2 separate regions of the Homo sapiens genome follow, and region 2 is linked to region 1. Evidence: chromatin contacts called from ENCODE Hi-C or POLR2A ChIA-PET data. All regions are on one chromosome and are shown on one strand. The core of a region is the stretch at or near the end of the contact, and the rest is flanking DNA. Distances in the headings are between cores, read along the strand shown. Region 1 has its middle 27 kb from the start of SNORD83B. Region 2 has its middle 13 kb from the start of RPL3.

The links. Hi-C counts contacts between places; a loop is a spot of excess contacts on that map. ChIA-PET counts read pairs that join two places held with the same protein, here RNA polymerase II (POLR2A). Pooled maps may share reads with other maps.
Region 2: a loop to region 1 is called in a pooled map, with 1.9 times the contacts of the local background. The contact joins two enhancer-like sites. A Hi-C loop is called at or near these places in 1 of 50 pooled maps. POLR2A ChIA-PET finds 5 or more read pairs at or near these places in 11 of 52 experiments (AG04450, GM10248, HCT116 and 7 more).

What each region holds. Positions count from the first base shown.
Region 1 is chr22:39,285,353-39,288,721 of GRCh38, forward strand. No RefSeq gene overlaps it. Among named protein-coding and RNA genes, the nearest start is that of SNORD83B, 27 kb to the right of the region's middle. Within about 2 kb of position 1,904, at least 4 of the 41 ENCODE cell types and tissues checked have a DNase peak (open chromatin) inside an H3K27ac peak, as active enhancers do.
Region 2 is chr22:39,330,792-39,334,214 of GRCh38, forward strand. No RefSeq gene overlaps it. Among named protein-coding and RNA genes, the nearest start is that of RPL3, 13 kb to the left of the region's middle. Within about 2 kb of position 2,045, at least 6 of the 41 ENCODE cell types and tissues checked have a DNase peak (open chromatin) inside an H3K27ac peak, as active enhancers do.

The DNA.
Region 1 (3,369 bases), core at 654-3,153:
GAAGAGGAGTGTCAAATAATTGGGGGAAGAGCATGTTCTAAAACCACCAGAATAAGAATGGAGGGGACTCCAAGGCAGGCGACCAGTATCTAATGCAGAGCCTCCTGCCCTGTTCCAGACCTCAGAACTCCAGCCAGGGCCACAAGTCAGCCTAGTGCAGACCATAGACCACCCCACCCACCCCTGCTCATTTCCTTTACATTTTTTTCTTTCTTTCTTTTTTTTTTTTTTTTTTTTTTTGAGACAGTCTCACACTGTTGTCCGAGCTGGAGTGCAGTGGCACTATCTCGGCTCATTGCAACCTCTGCCTTCCAGGTTCAAGTGATTCTCCTGCCTTAGCCTCCCCAGTAGCTGGGATTACAGGTGTCCACCACCAAACCCGGCTAATTTTTTTTTTTTTTTTTTTTTTTGTATTTTTAGTAGAGATGGGATTTCACTATGTTGGCCAGGCTGGTCTTGAACTCCTGACCTTGTGATCTGCCCACCTCGGCCTCCCAAAATGCTGTAATTACAGGCGTGAGCTGCCGTACCTGGCTTTTTTCTTTTCTTTTCCTTTTCTTTCCTTTTTTCTTTCTTTCTTTCTTTTTTTCTCTCTCTCTCTTTCTTTCTTCTTCTTTCTTTCTTCTTTCTTTTTTTTTGAGATGGTCTCACTCTGTCACCCAAGCTGGAGGGCAGAGGCACAATCTTGGCTCATGGCAGCCTCAACCACCCCAGCTCAAGCAATCCTCCTACCTCAGCCTCCCCAGTAGCTGGAACCATAGACATGCACCACCACACCCAGCTAATTTCTTTTTTCACGTATTTTTTGTAGAGACGGAGTTTAACCATGTTCTCCAGGCTGGTCTTGAACTCCTGGTCTCAAGGGATCCACCTGCCTCGGCCTCCCAAAGTGCTGGGATTACAGGCTCTGTTCACATTTTTGTGTGTGTGTGCCAAGCACAGAGGGGCCACTGTGTGCAGCTACAGAGGCCCAGCTGGCCTGGCACCTCGGCTGGAAAGGGGCAGCCTCTGGGTAGAAGAGCTGGGTGCCCAGGTGGGGAAGGCATTTCACTCACCCCCTGCCAGAGCTCCCTTGGAGCCCCAGAGTTCCAGGCTCCTGGGTCCTATCTCCTCTGCTTTCTCCAAGCCCATTCCAGGGAAACAGAAACCCAGACAGGGCTTGGAAGATGTCACTCCTGGGTCCTGAAGTGAGACCCCAGAATAGATGTTCTCCTGAGGTCCCCTCTCCTGAAGTTTTATAATTCTGGGGTTGGAAGTGTCCCATGCTGTAAAATCCAAAAGTCTGTTTCCCTGCTTCTCTTTTTCTTATTTATTTATTTATTTTGAGATAGGGTCTCACTGTGTCACCAAGGCTGAATAGCAGTGGTGCAACCATGGCTCACTGCAGCTGTGAACTCCTGAGCTCAAGTGATCTTCCCACCTCGGCCTCCCAAGTAGCTGGGACTACAGGCATGCGCCACCACACCTGGCTAACTTTTGTATTTTTTATAGAGACGAGGTCTCCCTGTGTTGCCCAGACTGGCCTTAAACTCCTGGGCTCAAGCGATCCTTGCACCTTGGCCTCCCGAAGTGCAAGGATTACAGGCATGAGCCACTGCACCAAACCTTCTCTCCTTCTTAAGATTCTGAGTTTCTGTTTTGACTCTATTTGACAGCATCAGTCAAATTGCAAACGGGCTTACCCTTTGACCCAGCAATTCTCCTTCTAAGGAATCTTCCAGCCTCCAGAAGTCATCAAGCATGTGCAGAAGAGACAAGGCAAAAGTGTTCACAGTGGCTTCTTGTGTAACCAAGGAAAACTGGGAGCTGCCCCCATCTGCACCAATGGCCAGAGCAATTTATGGAACGTTTACGGAACACCGCGTCTGGTATGTGCCTATGAAACTTCTGCATTCAACAGACAAAACTTCTGCATTCAAAACACCACATTTCAAAACAAAACTTCTGCATTCAGCATGCCACAGTCATGTGTGGAGAGCAGAGAGGAACCCTGGAGGGAGGAGCTGCAGACGGAGCAGGGCCGTGGGGCAGGTGTCTACTGGTTTCCTGTAATAAATTACCATACACTTGGTGGTGGAAATAACAGGCATTTATTCTCATAGCTCTGGAGGCTAGAAGTCCAAAATCAAGGTGTCTACAGGGCCATGCTGCCTCCACAGCTCCAGGGGGCAATCTTTCAGCTTCTGGGGACTCCCGGGTTCCTTGGCCTGTGACCGCACTGTTCAATCCCTGCCTCTGACTTCACAGGGCCCTTTCCTCTCCTGAGTCTCTGTTTGCAAATCTCCCATCCCTTTCTCTTGTAAGAACACTCTAACTGGATTTAGGATCCACCCCAACCCAGGGTGACCTCATTCTGAGATCCATACTCTAATTACATCTGCAAAAATCCTTATTCCAAATAAGGTCACGTTCTGAGGTGCAGAATAGACATGAATTTTGGGGAGATCCTTTTCAACCCACAACAATGTGGAAGGCCAATGTGTCTTCTCCATCATTTGGTCCTGCTGCAAGGAGGGTGTGTTTCTGGACCTGTGTATTATTTGTGTATCATTTCATTTATGCCTAGTGTTCCATTATTGGGAATTATTTCTGTCCTCCTTCTCAAGGTCATTGCCAAGGTCTGATTGCAAAAGTTTTAAAAATTGCAACTTAAGGCATAAATGGGTTAATTTTTTTTTTTTTTTTTTTTGAGACAGGGTGTCTGTTACCCAGGCTGGAGTGCAGTGGCACAGTCATGGCTCACTGCAGCCTTGGCCTCCTGGGTTCAAATGATCCTCCCACCGCAGCCCTGCTGAGTAGCTGAAACTATAGACATTCGCCACCACACTCGGCTAATTTTCTTTAATTTATTTTTTGTAGTGATGGAGTCTCACTCTGTTGCCCAGGCTGGTCTCAAACTCCTGGGCTCAAGCGATCCTCCCTCTTCAGCCTCCCAAGTAGCTAGGATTTCAGGTATGCACCACCACGCTTGGCTAATTTTTAAAATTATTTTAGAGACAGGGTCTCACTATGTTGCCCATTCTAGTCTGGAACTCCTGGCCTCAAGCGATCCTCCCACCTCAGCCTCCCAAAGTGCTGGGATTACAGGCATGAGTCACTGTGTCTGACCTCATTTTAACTTTCAAAAAGTTCTAAAATCCCAGAAGACAAGTTGTCTTCAAAGATCCTCTGCCTCCCAGGGTCAATGACTCCAGTTTTCTGGGAGGCCCAGGGGGCCCCTCGGCAATGAGGTGGAAATCGTCAGCATGGCAGGGTGGACGCCTCTGATACCTGCCCTGCTGACCAGGCTGGAAGTTGCTGTGGCATCCTCAGGCCTCCAGATGGTGAGCCTCCCTGAGTCAATGGCGAGGTGATGGCCGACGTTCCCAG
Region 2 (3,423 bases), core at 795-3,294, 46 kb after region 1:
CCAGGCATAGTGGCTCATGCCTGTAATCTCAACACTTTAGGAGGCTGAGGTGGGAGGATCACTTGAGCCCAGAAGTTTGAGACCAGCCTGAGGAACATAGCAAGACCTCATCTCTATTTTTTAAAAATTAGCTGGTCATGGTGCTACATACCTGTAGTCTCAGCTACTCAGGAGGCTGAGGAGAGAGGATCACTTGAGCCCAGGAGTTCAAGGCTGCAGTGAGCCAAGATGGCACCACTGCACTCTAGCCTAAGGCAGAGCAAGACCCTGTCTCAAAAAAAAAAAAGATATGTCCACCTACAACCTGCGAATGGGGGTGGCTGAAATATGAGAATCGCTCAAACCTGGGAAGTAGAGGTTGCAGTGAGCTGAGATCGTGCCACTGCACTCCAGCCTAGGTGACAGAGCGAGACTGTCTTAAAACAAACAAACAAACAAACAAGAGTTCAGTGGAGGAAGGAACTGCAGATGGAGGAACATGCCGAGACCCAGCTCAATGTCCCTCTAGGCCCCTAGTACTGGTGGATTTTAATCAGTGGAATAAAGCGATTTAATCTGTGGTGTAAGAGCCCCCTAGCTGCCGGGTGGAGAACAGATTCAGGGTAGCTGGGATTCTCCATGCTGGCCAGCTTGGTCTCGAACTCCTGACCTCAAGTGATCCACCCGCCTCGGCCTCCCAAAGTGCTGGGATTACACGTGCCTGTAGTCCCAGCTACTTGGGAGGCTGAAGCAGGAGAATTGCTTGAACCCGGGAGACAGAGGTTGCAGCGAGCCAAGATTGCATCATTGCACTGCAGACTGGGGGACAGAGCCAGATTCCATCTCAAAAACAAAAGAAAAAAAAAAGAAAACCACATTCATCACCATCAGAGCTCGTGGGTATCCAGGTGTATTGTCAACGAGCAGTAATATTTTGAAAGAAAAACAGATGTGCTGTCATCCAGGCTTTGGTGTTCCGCTTACAGAGCACAGGCAGAGTAGACGTAGCATAATTCTTAAGGGCCTTCAGATTTTCAGAATTATCAATGAGCAGTTGGCTTCAACTTAAACTCACCAGCTATACCAACTCCTGACAAGAGAGTTAGCCTGTCATTTGAAACTTTGAAGCCAGGAATTGATTTCTCCTCTCTAGCTATGAAAGACTTCCTGGCATTTTCTTTTGATATAAAGCTGTTTCATCTACATTGAAACTCTACTGTTTAATGTAGCCACCTTCATCAACGATCTTAACTAGAACTGGATAACTTGCTGTGGCTTCTCCATGAGCACCTGCTGCTTCACCTTGCACTTTTATGTTATGGAGACAGTTTCTTTCCTTAAACTTCATGAACCAACTTCTGCTAGCTTCTGCTTTTCTTCTGCAGCTTCCTCATCTCTCTCAGCCTTCATAGAATTAAAGAGAGCTAGGGTCTAGGGCCTTGCGCTGGGTTAGTCTTTGTCTTTTTTTTTTTTTTGAGACAGAGTCTCGCTCTGTCACCCAGGCTGGAGTGCAATGACTCGCTACAACCTCTGCCTCCCGGGTTCAAGCAATTCTCCTGCCTCAGCCTCCCGAGTAGCTGGGATTACAGGCACCTACCACTACACCTGGCTAATTTTTTGTATTTTTAGTAGAGATGGGGTTTTGCCATGTTGGCCAGGCTGGTCTCAAACTCCTGACCTCAGGTGATCCTCCCGTCTCGGCCTCCCAAAGTGCTGGGATTAGAGGTGTGAGCCACCACGCCTGGCCTAGTCTTTGGTTTAAGAGAATGTTGTGGCTGGTTTGATCTTCTATCCAGACCCAACTTTCTCCATATCAGCAATAAGCCTGTTTCACTTTCTTATCATTCATGTACTCATTAGAGTGGCACTTTTAATTTCCTTTGAAAGCTTTTCCTTTGCATTCACAACTTGGCTAACTGCATAGTGGAAGAGGCCTAGTTTTCAGCGTATCTCAGTTTTTGACATGCCTTCCTCATTAAGCCTAATCATTTCCAGCTTTTGATTTAAAGCAAGAGACATGTGACACTTCCTTTCACTTGAACACTGAGAGGCCATTGTAGGGTTATTAACTGGCCTAAATCCAGCCTGTCTCGGCTGTTGGCATGCCTTCCTCACTAAGCTTAATCATTGCTAGTTTTTGATTGAAACTGAGAGACAGGACTCTTCCTTTCACTTGAACACTTAGAGGCCATTGAGCAGTTATCAGCTGGCCTAATTTCAGTACTGTTGTATCTCAAAAAATAGGGCTGCCCTAGAGAGGGAAAGAGACAGAGAAATGGTGAGTCAATAGAAGAGTCAGAACACACACATTTATCAATTAAATTCACCATCTCGGGCCGGGGGCAGTGGCTCACGCCTGTAATCCCAGGACTTTGGGAGGCCGAGGTGGGGGGATCACGAGGTGAGGAGATCGAGACCATCCTGGCTAACACGGTGAAACCCCGTCTCTACTAAAAATACAAAAAAATTAGCCGGGCGTGGTGGTGGGCACCTGTAGTCCCAGCTACTCAGGAGGCTGAGGCAGGAGAATGGCATGAACCCGGGGGGCAGAGCTTGCAGTGAGCCGAGATCGTGCCACTGCACTCCAGCCTGGGTGACAGAGTGAGACTCTGTCTCAAAAAAAAAAAAAAAAAGATGGCCTGAGACTCCTTCCACGTATTTACCTTTTAGAATTCTGATGGGCCATGTTTCTTTTTCTTCCTTTTTTTTTTTTTGAGACAGAGTCTTGTTCCATCTCCCAAGTTGTAGTACAGTGGCATGATCTCAGCTCACTGAAACCTCTGCCTCTCCCCAGTTCAAGAGATTCTCCAGCCTCAGCCTCCTGAATAGCTGGGATTACAGGCGCACGCCACCACACCCAGCTAATTTTTGTAATTTTTTAGTAGAGAAGGGGTTTCGCCATGTTGGCCAGGCTGGTCTTGAACTCCTGACCTCAGGTGATCTGCCTTCCTCGACCTCCCAAAGTGATGAGATTACAGGCGTGAGCCGCTGCACCCAGCCCCATGTTTCTAATCCACCCAGAACCTCCTGCTATGTTGTTGCTATCATCTGAATGTTTGTGTTCCCCAAAATTCATATATTGAAACCTAATCACCAGTGTGATGGTGTTGTGGTAAACTGAGGAACGGAGAGACTGATATGAGAGTACAGGAGGATTTTTTTTTTTTTTTTTTGAGATGGAGTCTCGCTCTGTCACTAGGCTGGAGTGCAGTGGCGCGATCTTGGCTCACTGCAACCTCTGCCTCCCGGGTTCAAGCAATTCTCCTGCCTCAGCCTCCCGAGTAGCTGGGACTACAGGCGAGCGCCACCACACCCGGCTAATTTTTTGTATTTTTAGTAGAGACGGGGTTTCACCGTGTTAGCCAGGATGGTCTTGATCTGAGTACAGGAGGATTGTTTATTTCAGGTACGCACCAGCTCAGTGGACTCACATCCAAAAAGCTG